2 separate regions of the Homo sapiens genome follow, and region 2 is linked to region 1. A link is an interaction called in ENCODE POLR2A ChIA-PET data of the cell type or tissue named here. Cell type or tissue: HepG2. All regions are shown on one strand. Each heading gives the region's core, and the rest is flanking DNA. Links, peaks and the distances in the headings are about the cores only. Region 1 overlaps KIF11 (kinesin family member 11). Region 2 has its middle 59 kb from the start of HHEX.

Region 1 (10,910 bases), core at 1,359-9,358:
CAGGTATATTTTAAGAAAATAAATTTCAAACAAGTTTAGGTTACCAGTCAAAAAGGCTGAGACCAAGTAGTCATCAAGATTAGCCCTTGGGCTGGAAGTACTTAACTTTGAAGATCTGAGATGACTTACATCCTATTGTATCAGAAGAACTTGTGAAAGATGTTGTTCTTGTCAAGAAATAGGGAAATTAAGAATGTAGTATAGATTGGAAATATTTATAAAAAGAAAAAAAATCCTGATCTAATCTCCTTTTGGTAGGATAGGGCTGAGGAAGTATAACAGAAATACATTAGTAAATACTTATAGGTCTACTGACATTCTTTTGGAAAGAAGAGCTAGCATACCAATTTCAACTAATTTTGTGAGAGCAACATGCCTCTTTTCTTTTAATTCAAGCAAAAATTGTAACTTGGTAAGTAGAAATGTATCAATTCAGGCATAGCTTATTTTATTGTGCTTCACCTTACTATGTGTCACAGATACCAAATTTTTACAAATTGAAGGTTTGTGGCAACCCTACCTTGAGCACGTCTATCAGTGACTTTTTTCAAATATCATGTGCTCACTTTCTGTCTCTGCATCACATGTTGGTAACTACTACAGTATTTCTAACTTTTTCATTATACACTGTGATCAATGATCTTTGATGTTACTATTGTAATTGTCTTGGGGTACCATAAACTGTACCCCTATAAGACAGCAAATGTAACTGATAAACGTTGTGTTCTGATTGTCCCACCAGGCGTGTGCTGGAATTACAGGTGTGAGCCACTGCGCCTGGTCAACATAACCTTTATATGCACCGGGAAAGCAAAAAATTCATGACTTGCTTTATTGTAATATTCACTTTATTGCAGTGGTCTGGAAGCAAACCTGCAATATCTCTGAAGTATGCCTATATATATACAGACCACCATTTAATGAATGAATCAATATTTGAAAAGTTAGTACTGACAGGATATCTTTTAATTTTGTCAAATTTGGGTGATTGAGAAAACCTATCAAATAATGTCATCTAAGCACTGAATTGAGGCAGAGGGTCAGCTAACATTTGTAGTATTTACTTGGAAAATGTTTAATAAATATTGTTAAGCTGAAAAAGGGAGGCAAAGACTCTGCACAAAGAAAACAAATAAATTATATGGCTAAGAACTTCCTAGACCAACCATACAATTATAAAATAAAGACTATATATAAATCAAGTATGAAGGAGGTAATATTAAGTGCAATTAGATGAGTGACTTCCATAGAACTCTGGAGAAAAGATTTATAGTTATGGCCCAGAAGGGGCCACACAGATCTAACCCTAAGAAGTGATATGTGTCCCCAGAATTCTAAGATATTTTTCTTGCACCATTATTACTATCATATATTACTGTAGTTTTAAAATCAGCTACCCAATATCCCCTTCTGGTTGGGTCCAGGACCCCTGGGGAAAGAGTGACTTGCCAATTTCTGGGCCAACTAACAAGTCCCTTGATATCATGTGGTGCTAAACTTGCCCTTTAGTCATTAGAAGCCTCACTAATAACTGCTACTCCTAATGTTACAAGACATGAGTGAAAAAGGTTTCAAAAGTTAGTTCCATACATTTGAAAATAATCTTTCTGGGAGAGAATAAACAGTGGAGAGATCTGTCTTTAAAAATATAAACGTACTCTCGGCCGGGCACGGTGGCTCACGCCTGTAATCCCAGCGCTTTGGGAGGCCGAGGTGGGTGGATTGCTTGAGGTTAGGAGCTTGAGACCAGCCTGACCAACATGGTAAAACACCATCTCTACTAAAAAAAAATACGAAAATTAGCCAGGCGTGGTGGCACATGCCTATAATTCCATCTACCCGGGAGGCTGAGGCAAGAGAACTGCTTGAACCCAGGAGGCAGAGGTTGCAGTGAGCCGAGAAAAGGAGAGGCTGAAAAAAATAAATAAATACAAATAAAGAAAAGGAGAGGCTGGCTGGGCACGGTGGCTCATGCCTGTAATCCCAGCACTTTGGGAGGCCGAGGCGGGTGGATCACAAGGTCAGGAGATCAAGACCATCCTGGCTAACACGGTGAAACCCCATCTCTACTAAAAATACAAAAAATTAGCCGGGTGTGGTGGTGGGCGCCTGTAGTCCCAGCTACTCGGGAGGCTAAGGCAGGAGAATGGCATGAACCCGGGAGGTAGAGCTTGCAGTGAGCCGAGATCACGCCACTGCACTCCTGGACGACAGAGCGAGACTCCATCTCAAAACAAACAAACAAAACAAAACAAAACAAAATATATATATATGTAGTCTCTCACAGTGACGTGTCTATGACTGTGTCTAGTAAAGCTCAGGAAGAAAGAATAGCAGTTAACATTGTTTATAAAGACTTATCAAATGTAACCCTTCAAAATATTTTATCAAATACTTATCAAATGCAACCCTTCAAAAATATTTTAAAGGATGTACTAACAATCAATTCCTGTAGTACAGTTTTACTTTCTGCTGCTAATGATTGTTCTTTTAGTATCATATTAAAAATCTGAGAAACATGAGTAGACACATTTTCTGGAATAGATGTGAGAGATCCAAGTGCTACTGTAGTAATGGTATCTAATGCAGAGACACTGGAAGACAGCAGATTACCTATAACAAACAAAAACAGAAAGATGTAAACTTTGACATAAATATATTAAATACCGTTCAAACCATTTCAAAGAAGTTGACAAAAGTATACCCTTGTTGTAGAATTTGTAATAACGAGCTTAAAAGAACTGGCTCACTACAAAGCAAGGAAATATTTAAATATACATTACAATTTTCTATAGTGCTCTGTAAGCCCTTAACATATTTGTAAGTGTATCAGACCCATAACTATAATTCATAGTACACAAAGAATTAGAATATTCTACAATTAATCTCTAACTAAAAATAATATACAGAATTATGGTAAGTTTACAGAAGAAAAAAAAAACTGGAAATCAATACCAAAAAGTATAGTGCTTGGCTTAGTGAGACTAGAGTCTAGATGATTTTTTAAATTTTTATATTTCTGAATGTCCAAATTTTCCATAATGAGGATAGTATTTCACACTAAATAAACATACTTTTTTCTAAAGGGAGATAATAGTTAAAAACAATGAGACACAAACATATTCTGACAATATAGCAAACCATCAAGATATATATGCCCCCCCCAAAAAAAGTTGCAGAATGTTTATGCACAAAAAATTTCCAGAAAAAGGCCCAAGAAATTTAACAATAACACCTATGGTCAATGACCCAGGGTCAGGAGCCGGAGTCAGGGAAAAAGAGGACTTCTACTTCTAACGTTTATATACTTAGTTACTTAATAAATGTAACATTTTATAGAAAACAGAAGGGAGGGTGGGGAGGGAAAAAAGATTTGTTTTAATTCAAAGACAATAAAAGCATTAATCTTCACCCTGAACAAATAGTTTGTGCATGGTAGAGAGTATTGGTGACACCGTCATCTATGTTTCACAAAATTATCAGTTTTGAAATCAACATTACACTTAACACATCAAGACTAGAACAGAACAGCCTGAACTTACCAAATAAGGTCTTATGTACTTCTAGCATGGCCTTTTGCTTTGAGCTGCCATCCTTAATTAATTCTTCCATATTATTAAACAGACTATTCAGGTTTTTGCCAAAAATATCCTGAGCTTCTGCATTGTGTTGGTCAACTGCCTTCTTACGATCCAGTTTGGAATGGAGACCAGATACATCTTTTGTAGTTTCTTCAACTGTGTTAAGCAGCTATATTTTTAAAAATAAGTGTTAGACAAAATGGATACGGTGAAAGGAATCTGATGAAAGTATCTACACAAGGATTTATCTTGATAAGAACTAGTAAATTTTCCAGCCTGGCCAACATGGTGAAACCCCGTCTCTACTAAAAATACAAAAATTAGCTGGGTGTGGTGGTACATACTTGTAGTTCCAGCTACTCAAGAGGCTGAGGCAGGAGAATTGCTTGAACCTGGGAGGTGGAGGTTGCAGTGAGCCAGAGATTGTGCCACTGCCACTCCAGCCGGGGTGACAGAGAGAGACTCTGTCTCAAAAAAAAAAAGTCAATTTTAGACATTGTATCAGAAGAAATGCTTTAACTCATGCTAATTTATCCAGATGCCCAGTAATGTTTATTTCCCTTCCTGTAGCCATCTACACAAGCAAGGAAAACTGATTTTTTCAGTTATTGCAATAATTATGCTTCCTCAGAAATTTTTTTCCTTCTATGTTCTACTATTTCCTCAGAAGTACACCTAATGGCCGGACGTGGTGGCTTACACCTGTAATCCCAACGCTCTGGGAGGCCTAGGCAGGTGGATCACCTGAGGTCAGGAGTTTGAGACCAGCCTGGCCAACATGGTGAAACCCAGTCTCTACTAAAAATACAAAATTAGCTGGGTGTGGTGGCAGGCGCTTGTAATCCCAGCTACTTGGGAGGCTGAGGCGGGAGAATCGCTTGAACCCGGGAGGCAAAGGTTACAGTGAACTGAGATGATGCCACTGCACTCCAGCCTGGGCTACAAAGCAAGAGTCTGTCTCAAAAAAAAAAAGTACAACTAATAAAAAATTAAAGGCCGGGCGCGGTGGCTCACGCCTGTAATCCCAGCACTTTGGGAGGCCGAGGTGGGTGGATCATGAGGTCAGGAGATCGAGACCATCCTGGCTAACAAGGTGAAACCCCGTCTCTACTAAAAATACAAAAAATTAGCCGGGCGCGGTGGCGGGCGCCTGTAGTCCCAGCTACTCGGGAGGCTGAGGCAGGAGAATGGCGTGAACCCGGGAAGCGGAGCTTGCAGTGAGCCGAGATTGCGCCACTGCAGTCCGCAGTCCGGCCTGGGCGACAGAGCGAGACTCCGTCTCAAAAAAAAAAAAAAAAAATTAAATACTTTCAACATCTTTCATCATCAGAACATACTAAATTCTTTTTTTTTTTTTTTCTGAAACAGAGTCTTGCTCTGTTACCCAGGCTGGAGTGCAGTGGCATGATCTCGGTTCACTGCAACCTCTGCCTCCTGGGTTCAAGTGATTCTCTTGCCTCAGCCTCCTGAGTAGATGGGATTATAGGCATGTGCCACCACGCCTGGCTAATTTTTGTATTTTTTTTTTTTTAGTAGAGATGGGGTTTTACCATGTTGGTCAGGCTGGTCTCGAACTCCTAACCTCAAGCAATCCACCCACCTCGGCCTCCCAAAGTGCTGGGATTACAGGCGTGAGCCACCATGCCTGGACAGAACATACTAAATTCTTAATGACTAATTAGGTTCAATCATCCCCACAAAGAAAAAGCATCACAGCATCACTATTCTAAATGTCTACAAAATATATTATAAAGTTATGTTCTATTTTCTTTTTTTTTTTTTTTTTTGAGACGGAGTTTCGCTCTTGTTGCCCAGGCTGGAGTGCAATGGTGTGATTTCGGCTCACCGCAACCTCTGCCTCCCGGGTTCAAGTGATTCTTCCACCTCAGCCTTCCCGAGTAGCTGGGATTACAGGCATGCGCCACCACGCCCGGCTAATTTTGTATTTTTAGTAGAGACAGGTTTCTCCATGTTGGTCAGGCTGGTCTCGAACACCTGACCTCAGGTCATCCACCCACCTTGGCCTCCCAAAATGCTGGGATTATAGGCGTGAGCCACCACTCCCAGCTAAGTTATGTTCTATTTTCAAAACTCCAGGAGCAGGAGTAGTTTTTTCATAAGTCGACATCTCCAGTGAGAAAAACATGGATGAAATAGTAAAATAATGTTTTTTAAATGGACAGAAATACCATTTGGGGTGAATAAACAGAATATTTAATGCTTAAGCACAGAAAATTTTTTCTACCCATTCTCTACTTAATATGAGTACAAATCAACACAAGGGACAAACCTTGCTGGCAGCATCATGAAGTTTCTCCTCAGTACTTTCCAAAGCTGATGTGATATATTCTTCTTTAACAAGTTGTAATTTAGTTTCTTGCAAATGTTTTTGAGTGGTTTCAAGTTCTTGTGTTTTATTTTGCAGGTCAGATTTACACTGGTCAAGTTCATTTTTATTATCCATAAACAACTCTGTAACCTAAATATAAGAATTTAAAAAACGCTGAGCTGGCTGGTAGGATATCTAGCTAGTTCATAAGATTAGAAAAATGAAACAAATTATTTCCATGCAAAAGTTGTAAGAAGTTACCCGGTAGGTTAACACAAATATGTCATCCTGTTTCTTTCTGTAATCTTACTCAACACTTTGAGATTAAATAATAGGTCTGGTGTAGTACTATTAATTCTTCAGTTTCCTTCAACATTGTCAATGGATTTGAATATAACAGTGTTAATGTGGCCTGGCAAGGTGGTTCACACCTGTAACCCCAGCACTCTGGGAGGCCAAGGCAGGAGATCACTTGAGCCCCATAGTTTGAGACCAGCCTGGGCAACATAGCGAGACTGACTCCATCTCTACAAAAAAATAAAATAATTAGCCGGGCATGGTAGTGCATGCCTGAAGTCCAGCTACTCAGGAGGCTGAGGCAGGAGAGTTGCTTGAGACCAGAAGTTTGAGGCTGCAGTAAGATATGATTACACCACTGCACTGTAGCCTGGGCATCAAGCAAGACCCTGTCTCTAAAAAATAATTAAAAATAAATAAATAAAGGTATTAATATGAGGGTGGCCCTGAAAGGTCAGGCCTCTTGCCTACCCTAGTTATATTACTTTTATTTAACATCCAGTCTCTCCCAATATCTGTATTCCTTCATCTGATAAACATGTTAACAAAACTGCTTCAGCATTCACTATTTTGTAGTTTCAATAACAAAATCAAACAATTCAGTTAATTTCTTGTAATGTTTTATTAATATAAGCTGTCAGCTTTTTTGATGTGATTAATGATAGTAAAAAATCATGATATAACTTACTTTCAGTATAAGGGTCAGCAAAATAAAATCTTTTTTTTTTTTCCAAAAAAATCTGAAGGAGCTGGGTGCAGTGGCTCACGCCTGTCATCCCAGCATTTTGGGAGGCTGAGATGGGCAGATCATGAGGTCAGGAGTTCAAGACCAGCCTGGCCAGCATGGTGAAACCCTGTCTCTACTAAAAATACAAAAAAAATTAGCCAGGCATGGTGGTGCACACCTGTAATCCCAGCTACTCGGGAGGCTGAGGCAGGAGAATCGCTTGACCCTGGGAGGCAGAGGTTACAGTGAGCCGAGATCACGCTATTGCACTCCAGCCTGGGTGACAGAGCGAGACTCCGTCTAAAAAAAAAAAATCTTGAAGGAAAAAATATTAGATCTTTCATTCTAAAATTTTCTTTCAATATTTGCTTTTCACATAACAGTAAATATCATTTTAAGTGCTTACCCTATTCAGCTCCTCCTCAACAGCACCAATTTTTTCAATCAATTCTACAATCTGCTCTTCTTGAACAGTTAATTTTCCACTCATGACTCTAAAATAAAGTTTAATATGAGTTTAACAGTTAATATTTTTTTCTAACTCCTATAAAATGTATTCTAACACAATTGTGACAGCTACACAAACTCATTTCCAACATTTATCACCATCACTTGATACCCAAGTGTCACTTGATACCTGTGTCAATAAGCAATAAATACAAATTACAAAGAACAAATTATATTCCTTGTCTTTGTTTTATAAATGAAATATTTTTCCCTTGCCCTCAATTCTGAAACTAAGAATCCCTACCTATGAGGGGAAAAGCATGTGTGTTCCAGATTTGAGAAGCTAGAAAGCTAACAGAGGACGGACTATAACTCAAAGTAGAGAGAGGAGGGAATGCAACCTAAGTGTCTATAATCAGGGATACAGAATATAAATATGCCCCACAGAATGCTGGAAAAATGTGGGACTTGAAGGCATCAGGTATCTTAGAAGGAAGGGGTAAGATTAGGGGTTAAAAACTGAGACTTAAAGTATGTATACAGAGCAATTACACCCCCTGCTGCTGCAACACGCACAAACACCACTCTCACCCCACCGCATAACCCTCATGAGAACAAAGGATTACTCTCTAGAGCAGAGTTTCTCAGCCTCAGCACTAGTGGATCAAATAATTCTTCATTGTGGGGATGTCCTGTACATTTTAGGATGTTCAGTACCATCCAAGTCATGATGATAAAAAATGTCACTGGACTCTGCCAAATGTCCTCTGGGGGACAAAACCACCCACCACCACCAGTCCCCCAACACCACTTCCATTGACAGCCACTAGTCTATAGGAATTGCAGCAGAATTTCCAGGTTCACTTTCACTAGACATCATGGACTGTAGAAGGTTTAGGGACTAGAAATGAGCATTTAAGTGTAAATCTACATACAAAATGATGGAATCCTCAGCCCCCTATACCCACTCTAATCAAAAAATAGCAGCAGCTAGAAAAATCTCCAAGCAAACTGGGCAAATCTTCTCAGAAAAGACTGAGGGCTAGAACAAAAGAAAAAAAATCCAACAAAGAATGATATCTGATGGAAGCCCAGACTTAAGACTGAGATCACCACTTTTTCATCTATAGTGAACTTACAGGTCCATAATCCTCACCCATGTACAAAGCTTCTAATCCATCTTAATTGCCAGCCAAAAATCACTAGACATTTGAAGAAAATAAATACAAATGACAGATATCACAACAGGGAAAAAAAAGATCCCAAAGGAAAGAAAAACATAAAAGAAAACTTTAATAACATTAATAATGTTTCTGAGATAAGGAATAGATCTATAAAATAAAAGGATGCTATATTTTTCAAAAGGAGAGACAGGGATGGCAGAAAAGAGTTTTTAGAAACTAAAAATTTCTAAATTCAACAAAAATATCAGAAGATGAAGTCAAAGTCAAAAGAAGTCATAAAAAGTAAAATAGAGAATGCTTTTCTCAAGCGCAAAGCTCACAGGTCTTCCAAACCCACTTTAATGGGTCTCTGATTTCTTGAGTATTAGTCAGTTTCAGAAATGAATGCCTGTATTTGCTCATCTAATTCTTTGATAACAACCAACAATTTTCTATTTCACATTATGCTTAAATGACAAAGATTCTTCCGTGAATACAAATTCCCTTAACGTATTAGCTAGAGATATTGTTGACTAAAGGAAAAGCTAGAAAAGAGCTGTAAGAGAAGAGTTAATTCTAATAGTCTTTTGATGAAATATATTAGCTTTTTATTAAAAATGGATCTTCTACAGCCAGGCGCGGTGGCTCACGCCTGTAATCCTAGCACTTTGGGAGGCCGAGGCGGGAAGATCACGAAGTCAGCAGATCAAGACCATCCTGGCTAACATGGTGAAACCCTGTCTCTACTAAAATACAAAAACAAAATTAGCAGGGCGTGGTGGCGGGCACCTGTAGTCCCAGCTACTCAGGAGGCTGAGGCGAGAGAATGGCGTGAACCCAGGAGGCGGAGCTTGCAGTGAGCCAAGATGGCGCCACTGCACTCCAGCCTGGGTGACAGAGTGAGACTCTGTCTCAAAAATAAAAATAAAAATAAAATAAAATAAATAGAAATAGATCTTTTATGTAAAACGGGATTATTTGAAATGCTTTTTTATAGTGAATGCCAAGGGGTAATACAACATTGTTACTGTATGGATGAGATGATTTTGATATGGTTTTAAAATGTCTATTAAGCTTGGCTTAAATAAAGCATTATCCTGTTTTAAATGTTGGCTGTAGTTTTTGTGATTCTTCTCTGACTGACACTGTACTAATTCCAAAAGCGTTTTCAGACAAAACTATCTCAGATTATGCCTCATGTGTATTAGAGAACAAACACCTAGGTTTTTTACAAGGGTTTTTAGTTTTAGGTTTTACATTTAAGTTTTTAATCCATCTTGAGTTGATTTCTGTATATGGGCGTTAAGGAAGGGGTCCAGTTTCAATATTCTGCACATGGATAGGCAGTTATCCCAGCACCATTTATTGAACAGGCAGTTTTATCCCCATTGCATGTTCTGTCGAAGATCAGATGGCTGTAGGTGTGTGGCTTTATTTCTGGGCTCTCTATTCGGTTCCATTGGTCTGTGTCTGTTTTTGTACCAGTACCATGATGTTTTGGTTACTGTAGCCCTGTAGTATAGTTTGAAGTCAGGTAATGCGATGCCTCCAGCTTTGTTCTTTTTGCTTAGGACTGCTTTGGCTATTTGGGCTCTTTTCCAGTTCCACATGAATTTTACAATAGTTTTTTCTGTGAAGAATGTCATTGGTAGTTTGAGAGGAACAGCATTTAATCTGTAAATAGCTTTGGGTGGTATGGCCATTTTAACAATATTGATTCTTCTTATCCATGAGCATGGAAAGTTTTTCCATTTGTTAGTGTCAACTCTGATTTCTTTCAGCAGTGTTTTATAATTCTTACCGTAGAGATCCTTCACCTCTCTGGTTAGTTGTATTCCTAGGTATTTTACTGTTTTTGTGGCTATTGTGAATGGAATTGCATTCTTGTTTGGCACTCAGCTTGGACATTATTGGTATATAGGAATGCTACTGATTTTAGTACAATGATTGTGTATCCAGAAACTCTGCTTAAATTGTTGATCAGATCTAGGAGCTTATGGACAGAGACTATGGGGTTTTCTAAGTATAAAATCATATACACCCAGCGGGGCACGGTAGCTAACACCTGTAATCCCAGCAGTTTGGGAGGCGGAGGTGGGCAGATCACTTGAGGTCAGGAATTCAAGACCAGCCTGGCCAACATGGTGAAATCCCATCTCTACTAAAAATACAAAAATTAGCCGGGCATGGTGGCAGGCACCTGTAATCCCAGCTACTTCGGAGGCTGAGGCAGGAGAATCGCTTGAACCCAGGAGGTGGAGGTTGAAGTGAGCTGAGATCGTGCCACACTGCACTCCAGCCTGGGCAACAGTGAAACTGTGTCTCAAAAAAAAAAAAAAAAGTGGGCAAATGATGTGGACATTTTT
Region 2 (10,337 bases), core at 1,850-9,849, 120 kb before region 1:
TACCTCCAAGGCTTACTCTCTCTCTCTGATTCTTTATAATAATAATAATAATTATTATTATTATTATTATTTGTCTGGCGATGGGGGTCTCATTATGTTGACCAGGCTGGTCTCAAACTTCTGGCCTCAAGCAGTCCTCCTGCCTGGTCTGTGTATTGAGCTTCCACACTGGACTTCAGAGATTCCTTTGCTGAAGTTATTGGGATGGGAAAATCAACAGCTCAGTGTTCAGAATTGCACCAGCCAATCACTGAGGACAGAGGGCCTGGAAACCTGGGATTGGAAAGTGCAAAACTAATTTCAGGTTCTCCCCACTTTGAGTCTTCTCAATGTGTTGGTTTCATTCCACAATCAAATGTCCTAAAGGGCTTTAAGGTACAGGTTAATAAAATTTCTGTCCCCGCCTGTCATGTGTATTTCCAAGTCCTAACCCTTGTATCTCTGAGAACCTACTCTATGTAAGCCCCACTCATTACCCGGCCCTCAACTCTGGGGATTTTGAAGTGCTGGGTATGATTAGAAGTTTGCTTTTCATTCTTAAGCTCCTGATAAAAGATCCTACACTCCTTCAAGTGAAGGTGAAGAGCTTGCTGGTCTGAGATTGAATTGAGTCATTTAAAAATGTTGACACCTCCAGAACAAATCAGACTTTGCCTGTGCTATTCTGGTAGCTTTCCTCTTGGGGTTGACTGGACTCCTGCTTTATAGTCGCTGTCTGATCTTGGTAGGATTTCATTTAGTTGACCTCAGGCAAAATCCTTTACCTCTCTAGCCTCCACTCCCCTTTGGATGATGCCTTAGGCCCCGGCATTTCCAACATTCTACATGTTCAAGACAAATCAGGCCAGGCGCGGTGGCTCATGCCTGTAATCCCAGCACTTTGGGAGGCCGAGGCGGGCGGATCACAAGGTCAGGAGATCGAGACCATCCTGGCTAACATGGTGAAACCCCGTCTCTACTAAAAAATGCAAAAAAAAATTAGCCGGGCGTGGTGGCAGGCGCCTGTAGTCCCAGCTACTCGGGAGGCTGAGGCAGGAGAATGGCGTGAACCCGGGAGGCAGAGCTTGCAGTGAGCAGAGATCGCACCACTGTACTCCAGCCTGGGCAACACAGCAAGACTCCGTCTCAAAAAAAAAAAAAAAGACAAATCAAAAGGAGTTTCGAATCACAACAGACAGAGTCCTTAATACCTCACTTCCATTTTTTTTTTTCTTTTGAGATGGAGTCTCACTCTGTCATCCAGGCTGGAGTGCAGTGGCACGATCTGGGCTCACTGCAACCTCCACCTCCCAGGTTCAAGTGATTCTCCTGCCGCCTCAGCCTCCTGAGCAGCTGGGATTACAGGTGTGTGCCACCACACCCAGCTAATTTTTTTTACTATTAGTACAGGCGGGGTTTCATCATATTGGCCAGGCTGGTCTCGAACTCCTGACCTCAGGTGATCTGCCCGCTCCTGGCCTCCCAAAGTGCTGGGATTATCTTTATTTTTCACTTTTTATTTTTTATAGAGATGGGGTCTCGCTCTGTCATCCGGGCTGGAGTGCCATGGGCAATCATAGTTCTCCACAGCCTCGAACTTCCGGGTGATCCTCCTGCCTCAGCCCCCCAAGTAGCTGGGACTATTGGCATGTGCCACCAAGCCTGGCTAATTTTTAAATTTTTTATATAAAAAATTTGCTGTAGGGTCTTGCTATGTTGCCCAGACTGATCTCAAACTCCTGGCCTCAAGCAATCCTCCTACCTCGGCCTCCCAAAGTGTACAGATTACAGGTACTGGAAAATACCTCACTTTCTAGAATGGAAGAAAGAAAGGGAGGGAGACAGAGAGAGGAAAGAAAGTGGGGGAAGCTAGGGAGAGAGGGAGGGAAGGGAAAAAGAAGGAAGAGAGGGAAGAAGTGATCGGTGAACAAACTAAGGGAGGAGAAAGGGGGAGAAATCTGTGCTTTCCAAACCTCTCTGCAGCCTTCATACAAATATATCAGGCTTTTGTTGTGAATAAGTTAATGCTTATTTAGCTTTCAAAATACAGCTCAGTGGAGTATACCTAGGAGCCCTTTGCAGCCTTTGAATCTGGAAGGGAGGAAAGACATGTACGTCAGCAACTTCTGTTTAAGAAAGCAAATGAAACATCCAGAGAAAAATTGTTAGAGAGGACTGACAATGTTTTTATTTTACATTTGAAATACTTTCTATTTCATTGATTTTGTGAACTGTTGAAATTTATGAAAGGCATTTAGCCCAGTGCCTAGTACTTAGCAAGTGCTCAGTAAATGTTGACTATAATTTTTCCTAAAGCGGACTTTTGGTTCAGGCACCAGAAAGTGTGTATTCTAGACCTCTGAATAACCATGTGACCTTAAGTAAGTCTCTCTGCCTCTCTGGGTTTGTTTTCTAATTTGTGAGGCTGAACTGAACTAGAGGGTGAATAAGAGCTTTTTCAGCTGGTATTCCTCAATTCCATTTCTCCTACGTGGTGCCTCCATCGTATAATTCTCACATCGTATAATAAATCACTTACATAACTTGGAAGAACACTTCTTCCTTCTCAAAATTGGTGGGGTTTGGAGCATTAAAATTAGAAAGAAGTAAATGGGATTAACGTTCGCCTAAAGGACCAATTGTGAGGGCAAATTTTGAGCAACTAATTAAAATGTAAATCCTCGTAAATTTCAACATAGCGAGTCTGATTCTAACACTGCATTGTGGTATTTGGAGGACTGTCAGCGTTTCCCCAAGCTCTGCTGGCTCTTAACCCAAATCACATTGTCCACTGAAGACTTAGTACTTCCTATAACTGGGTTTCGAACATCCTTGGGAGAGTGTCATTTCCCTAAGGGCTTTTCTTCCAGTTAAATTGTTTTTGCTTTCCCAAACTGTGTCAACACATCTGTTCTTACCTATCTTAAAATCTTCATCCACCCAACAATTCTCCAAAAGGAAGAGAGAAAAAAAAAAGCTATTGTGCAATGAAAAAAAATTTGGCAAATCTCATGAAAACACATTCTTAAAACATCTCTCATTTCTGAGAAACAAAGTAAAATGTATGAATTTTTGTTGTTGTTGTTGTTTGTTTCATGACTAACAAAATGAATCATTGCTACCAATGTAGTATTCTGACCATATAAAACAAGTATGAAGGAATGTTCAATTCGAAAAATAAAAATAGGCTGGGCATAGTGGCTGACACCTCTCATCCCAGCACTTTGGGAGGCTGAGGCAGGCGGATCACCTGAGGTCAGAAGTTCAAGACCAGCCTGGCCAACATGGTGAAACCCCATCTCTACAAAAATACAAAAATTACCCAGGCATGGTAGTGGGTGCCTGTAATCCCAGCTACTTGGAGGCTGATGTGGGAGAATCACAGAGGTTGCAGTGAGCCTAGATCGCGACATTGCACTCCAGCCTGGACAACAGAGCGAGACTCCATCTCAAAAAAAAAAAAAGAGAAAAAGAGACGTGATGCTATTGAAGGATGTGGTGACTGGAAGGGGTGGGAGTCATAAACTGAAGCAAGCCTCCAGGGTGATCTCCCACCCTGGGGGAGCAAGGTGGGTGATGGGGCCAGTCTCTGAGACCAGAAACTCAGGAGAAGAAACATCTTTAAGGAAAAGATAAATTCAATCTGGAACATTACACAAAGGACTTGGCCAGGCACAGTGCCTCATTCCTATAATCCCAGCACTTTGGAAGGCTGAGGTAGGATGATTGCTTGAGCCCAGGAGATCAAGACTAGCCTGGACCACATAGAGAGACCCCCGTCTCTACAAAAATAAGAAAATCAGCTGGGCATGGTGGCACATGCCTGTAGTCCTAGCTACTTAGGAGGCTGAGGCAGGAGGATGGCTTGAGCTCAGGAATTTGAGGCTGCTGTGAACCATTATCTTACCACTGCACTCCAACCTGGGCAACAGAGTGAGATCCTGACTCAAAAATAAATAAATAAAGGGACCCATAAATACCCAAATATGACTGCTGGGTAATTGGATCTGTCTCTCCAGAACTCAGAGGGAGAGAACTGGGTTTGAGAAACACCCTGGGGTATCATCATTGTAAGGTGGTATGGTCATTAAAGCCATGAGTTTGAATAAAGTTTCTCGGGGGAGGAGGCTAAGAAAGTGGCCAAGGGAAAGCGATGTTTAAAGAGTGCTATAGATTGAATTGTGTTCCCCTAAATGTTATGTGTTGAAGTGCTAACCCCCAGCGCCTCAGAATGGGAGCTTACTTGGACATAGAGTCAATGTAGTTGTAATTAGCTAAGATGAGTGCTATGCTTTAAATGTTGGTCCCGTCCAAAACGCACAGTGAAACTTAATCCCCATGGTGGCAGTATTGAAAGACGAGGGCTTTAAAAGACGATTGGGATTGGGTCATGAGGGCTCTGCCCTCCTGAAGGGACACTCCACGCCCTCACCATGTGATACCCTGCGCTGCCTCAGGACTCTGCAGAGTCCCCACCAGCAAGAAGGACTCATCAGATGTGGCCCCTTGACCCTGCATTTCTCAGCATCTAGAACTGTAGGAAATAAATTCCTTTTCTTTATAAATTACCCAGTTTCGGCCAGGCATAGTGGCTCACACCTACAATCCCAGCACTTTGGGAGACTGAGGCGGGTGGATCACCTGAGGTCAGGAGTTCGACACCAGCCTGACCAACATGGCAAAACCCCATCTCTACTAAAAATACAAAAATTACCCGGGTGTGGTGGTGTGTGCCTGTAATCTCAGCTACTCAGGAGGCTGAGACAGGAGAATTGCTTGAACCTGGGAGGCAGAGGTTGCAGTGAGCCGAGATTGTGTCACTGTACTCAAGCCTGGGCAACAGAGTGAGACTCCTTCTCAAAATAAATAAATAAGTAAATACATTACCCAGTTTCAAGTATTCTGTTATAAGCAACAGAATGAAGTTATGGTAGAGGAGGGGAGCTAATATGATATGACCGGTGTCCTTACAAAAAGGAAAAATTTGAACATAGAGGCATGTAACAGGGAGAACACCATGAGAAGATGAAGGCACAAATCAGGGTGATGCTTTACAAGCCAAGGAACTAGTCCTGCCAACATATTAATCTCCAAATTGCAAGCTCCAGGACTATGAAACAATACATTTTTGTTGCTGAAGACACACAGTTTGTAGTACTTTGTTATAAGGAAAAGCCCACAAAGAATATCAAGATAATCAGGTCCAAGAAAGGAGGAAAGCCAGAAAAGCATGGCATCATCAAGCCGAGAACAGGAAAGAGTCTCAAAGGGAGGTCATAGTCAACAAGATCAAGTGTTCCCAAGAGGTTGAGGAGGACAGAAAAGTCAGCCTTGGTAAAGCAATGGAGAGGTCACTGGTGACCTTGGGAAGGGCAGTTACAGTGAATTAAAGAGGTGGAGGACAGATTGAAGTGAGGAAGAAAAATAAACTTTCCAGACATTTAAGGAAGGAAAGAAGATAGGAAGGAAGTTGAAGAAAGATCATTGGGTCATGTAGTTTTTCCTTTTTTGTTGTTTTTTGTTTGTTTGTTTTGTTTTTTGTTTTTAAGATGGAGTTTCACTCTTGTTGCCCAGGCTGGTGTGCAATGGCACTATCTCAGCTCACTGCAACCTCCGCCTCCCAGGTTCAAGCAATTCTCCTGCCTCAGCCTCCCCAGTCGCTGGGATTACAGGCATGTGTCACCACACCCAGCTAATTTTGTATTTTTAGTAGAGATGGGGTTTCTCCATGTTGGTCAGGCTGGTCTTGAACTCCTGACCTCAGGTGATCCACCTGCCTCAGCCTCCCAAAGTGCTGGAATTACAGGCGTGAGCCACCATGCCTGGCCTATTTCTTCCTTTAATGGGAAAAATTTGGTATAGCTAATGGATGAGGATAACTAGCCAGTGGAGGGAGAAAGTGTGAAGAAGCATAGAGAAAGAAATAGATGGGGGGGAAGGTGAGGAGGCAGAGGGAGAAGAGGGGGAAGGGGAAAGTAGAGGTGGAAAGGGAAGGAGAGGGGAAGCAGAGAAGAGGCTGAGAACCACAGAGAAGCCATTCTGGTGGCTGGGCTGACAGTGGTAGTGGTGACAGCCACACCCGTTTCCAGGCAACAGTGGCAACAAGGCCAAGGGCAGGGTCTGGGTTCTATGAGGGCAAACAGCAGAGGCATCCAGCGATCAATGGTGGCAGCAGCAGGCTGGATTTATGGCAGGATTTTGACTATGGCCCTGGCTACTGCCCTTATTTCTATCTATTCTCTGAGCTGCCTTTCTAGCCTCTTTGGGGATTCTGGAAGCTGCCCACTGGCTTTTTGATCCATTCTTTTTTCTATTTCAATCAACTTGAGTCAGTTTCTGTTGCTTACAGCTGAGAACTTTACCTGATTCAATCACGTACAATGCTGAGCATTTTAGAAGGAGTTTTAAAAATCCTCCCAGCAAATCTAAGAAGTAGACTTATATTATCATCTCCATCTTCCCAATGAGGAAGCTGAGAGATGAAGAGCTTAGGTAATATGTCCAACATCACAAAGCTAGTAGGTAGCACAGCCAGGCTCATACCCAGGCCTATTTGCCTCCAAAGCACTTAACCACCGCAATCTCCTGCCCCTTCCTTGGGCGAGCTCTGTCACCTCCTGCAAATGGCGTTAGCGCACAGTGAAACCGCCTCCCTGTGTCCCAGCACTGGGGAAACACAGTTCTGACTGCTCTGAGGAGCTTGTTTGGTGAGCCCATTGCGCTGTTCCTCTCCGTTCCTGGCGAGCCTTGACACCAGTACCCTCATCTACAATGACACCCAAACTTCCACCTTGGCCTACAGTATCATGTAAGCAATTTGGAAATTCCTTCCAAAATAAGTTTCTAAAGCCAAGATCCCCATCCAGCAGACAAGGTTCTAGTTCTCAAAGCCTGGGCTAGAAGATCTTAAAGACTTGCCCACTAGGTCTTCCGATGGATACTATGACCACATGGCCTCATTCCTCCTGTGTCATTCATGTCCTCCGGAATGCTAAGATAAAGCCAGGAGAGCAAGAGGCTCACTGGGGAGAGGGAGACACCCGTGGAAGATAAAGGAGGAGACAGCAGAACTGGGAAGGGAGAGCCTAGGATCACAAGACAGATGTGACAGAATCTCAGTCAACTCCACAGGGAGACTTGGAGCAAAGATTGCTCATTTGAGAAGTCCCACATTAGACAGAAATAGCTAGGCCTGCACTCACCATGCTCTGTCATTGGCTAGGGGCTGACCAGGAAGAGCACAGCTCCAGCTTGAAAACTATGGTGGATTCCAAAGGTGCTGTAGCCAGGTACAGTGGCACACACCTGTAATCCCAGCTACTTGAGAGGCTGAGGCAGGAGGATCACTTGAGGCTAGGAGTTTGAGGCTGTGGTGTGCTATGATCACGCCTGTGAATAGCCACTGCATTCTAGCCTGGGCAACATAGCAGGACCTCATCTCTAACAACAACAACAAAATGGTGCTGGAGCTCATTACACTCCTCCCCACTGAATGTCAAGTCCATGGCCACAGCACCTAACACCCACCTTCTTTTCTCTTGGAATACTTGGGATGTAAAGAACTGTATTAAAGAACCCCATTCTGCTCCCGCTCCACCATGGTTATATTCCACAGCGCCTGCTCTGACCTGAATCTATTTGATTTTTTTTTTTTTTTTTTTTTTTGAGACTAAATCTTGCTCTGTTGCCCAGGCTGGAGTGCAATGGCATGATGTCGGCTCACTGCAACCTCCAACTCCCGGGTTCAAGCAATTCTCTTGTCTCAGCCTCCCGAGTAGCTGGGATTACAGGCGCATGCCACCACTCCTGGCCAATTTTGTATTTTTAGTAGAGATGGCGTTTCACCATGTTGGCCAGGCTGGTCTCAAACTCCTGATCTCAAGTGATCCGCCTGCCTCAGCCTCCCAAAGTGCTGGGATTACAGGCGTGAGCCACCGCACCTTGCCCCATTTGATCTGATAGACACAAATGATCCCAAGTCTTCAGAGATATATTAAATATAAAAGATTTGTTCCTCAAAATAATAGTATCAATAATTTTGTTAGAAGCCCCTATTATAAATATTTAATAAAAATTCTAATTCGCTAGCAGAACTCAACTCTTACAAACCTCTGAGACCTCCTCTCTCTTCGGCTAGTTGTATGCCAACATCTAAAGGGATCTCAGCAGCCTATATTTGTGTTCTTGGCCTAGCGACTTCCCAAAATGGCCCCACTATTTCCTGATAGAACAACACATGGGAAGACACTCAAGCTGAATGAAGCCTGAAATGGCCATTCCTTGGTGTGACTGCCTGCCTTATAGTGACTGCCATGTTTCAGTGCCAGTGAATCAAGTTTAGGAGAGAGAACAACTGTTCCTTTTGCAAACCATTATTAAGCCCCTGCTATATGTCAGGCACCATAATAGGTGCTAAAGTTACGGTGGCTGTGGTGGTTTTAAAATACATCTGCAGCCAGGCACGGTGGCTCACATCTGTAATCCCAACACTTTGGGAGGCAGAGGCAGGAGGATCACTTGAGCCCAGGAATTCTAGACCAGCCTGGGCAACACAGTAAGACCCTGTCTCTACAAAAAATAAAAAAGTAGCTAGGCATGGTGGCACACACCTGTAGTTCCAGCTACTTGGGAAGCTGAGGTGGGAGGAATCCTTGAGCCTAGGAGGTTGAGGCTCACTGAGCTGTGTTTGCCCCACTGCACTCCAGCCTGGGCAAAACAGTGAAGCCTTGTCTCAAAAAAATAAAAAATACATCTACAAATTATTTTACAAGTTTCCCTTCAACGATGGAGCCTAATTCCTCTTTCCCTTGAGTATGGGACAGACATAATGACTTACTTCTAACAAATAGAATGTGGCAATAGTGATGATGTATGACCTCTGAGACTAGGTTATAAAAGGCGGTGTGTGTCGTCCTCCTTGCTCTCTCTTGGATCAATTGTTCTGGGGGAAACCAACTACCATATCGTGAGGACACTCAAGCAGCCCTATGGAAAGGTCCATGTCATAAGGAACTGAAGCCTCCTGCCAACAGCCATGTGAGTGTGCCATCTTGGAAGTGGATCCTCCAGCTGCATTCAAGCTTTCAGATGACTACAGCCCAACCAACATCTTGATTGCAACTTCATAAGAGACCCCAAACCACAGCCATCCAGACAAGCTACTTCCAAATCCCTAACTCACAGAAACTGTGAGATCATAAATGCCTACTGTTTTAAGCCACCAAGTTTTGGGGTAATTTGTTATACAGCAATAGACACAGCGGGAGACAAGACAAACACAGTTCCTGTCCTCATTCTTGCAGCAGATAATAACCTGTTATTAAACAAATGTGGAAACAATGTGAGTCAAGTTGTGCCCAGCAAATCTGTGCAAGTGCTAGACTTTCCCACCAACAGGAAATGTGATCAGGAGATTTGTTAGATTATTGCATTGATTGTGACTAGAATATCAGTTTGGTGTCACCAAAAGGTACAGCCTGTCTTTATGCTATGATCAGCAGAGAGACTGCAGTAAATGGTGGTGGGGTCTGATATAAGATCCAGTGGATCTGGGTCAGAATGGGTGCCATGGCAACCCAAACCTCCTGAAACCAGGTGAAGGGAAAGCAGCAGCCCAGGCCCTTACAGAGAAAGCTGGTCTGCAAAGAGTACAGGAGAGCTGAGAGAGGCAAATACAAGAGACCATGTGTGTGTCTCCAGGGAAACAGAGACAAACCACTGTCCATTTCCTGTGGGCTGACAGGACTTCCAGGGTTGTATTCTATGAGGTTTCCTAAACATATATATATTTTTTTCAATCAATCCCCTTTTTACTTGAGCTAACCAGCTGGGTTCAGTCATTACAGTAGAACAATCTCTGAGGTGCTCCACTCCAGCCTCGTAATGGGTCTCTCACCTCCAGTATCTGTCCTCTTCAGTGCACCCCACATGGGAATCCAGGAGTCTTCTTCAATCACTGCTTTAGTCAAGGCACCCTCCCCCTACTTCTCCTACAAACCTTAGTTAGGTCCCCACTCCTATAGGTCAAGCACCTCAGCCAGGTATTTACAGCCCTCCTCAACCTGGCTCCAACTCACCTTTTAAATGATTCCCCACGTATACCCTATCTCCAGATAAGCTAAACTCCCTGAAGTTTGCCATGGGTCTTGGTTTTTCAGCCTCATACCCTTCATCAAGTCACTCTTTCCACTTGGAAGCCCATCGCTACCCTCATCCACCTCACTTTATTCTAGCTATACAGCAAAGATCGTCTTAAGGCTGGGTGCAGTTGCTCATGCCTGTAACCCCAGCACTTTGGGAGGCCAAGGCAAGAGGATCACCTGAGTCAGGAGTTCAAGACCCTATCTCTACAATTTTCC

Evidence for each region. Peaks named below come from ENCODE experiments on the same cell type or tissue, not always from the same donor. Only the 100,000 strongest peaks of a DNase experiment are listed, where the experiment ranks them.
Region 2: POLR2A ChIA-PET joins it to region 1 with 6 read pairs; 3 of 35 experiments call an interaction of 5 or more read pairs at or near these places.

Annotation. Positions count from the first base shown.
Region 1 is chr10:92,625,326-92,636,235 of GRCh38, reverse strand. KIF11 (kinesin family member 11) reads right to left here. Exons shown (of 22, transcript NM_004523.4): 11 at 7,341-7,428; 12 at 5,872-6,060; 13 at 3,543-3,750; 14 at 2,441-2,613. Among named protein-coding and RNA genes, the nearest start is that of KIF11, 38 kb to the right of the region's middle. In HepG2, for the core only: no CTCF peak of the experiment used is centred there; no DNase peak of the experiment used is centred there.
Region 2 is chr10:92,743,556-92,753,892 of GRCh38, reverse strand. No RefSeq gene overlaps it. Among named protein-coding and RNA genes, the nearest start is that of HHEX, 59 kb to the right of the region's middle. In HepG2, for the core only: no CTCF peak of the experiment used is centred there; a DNase peak (open chromatin) is centred at 6,092; H3K27me3 peaks cover 2,480 bases.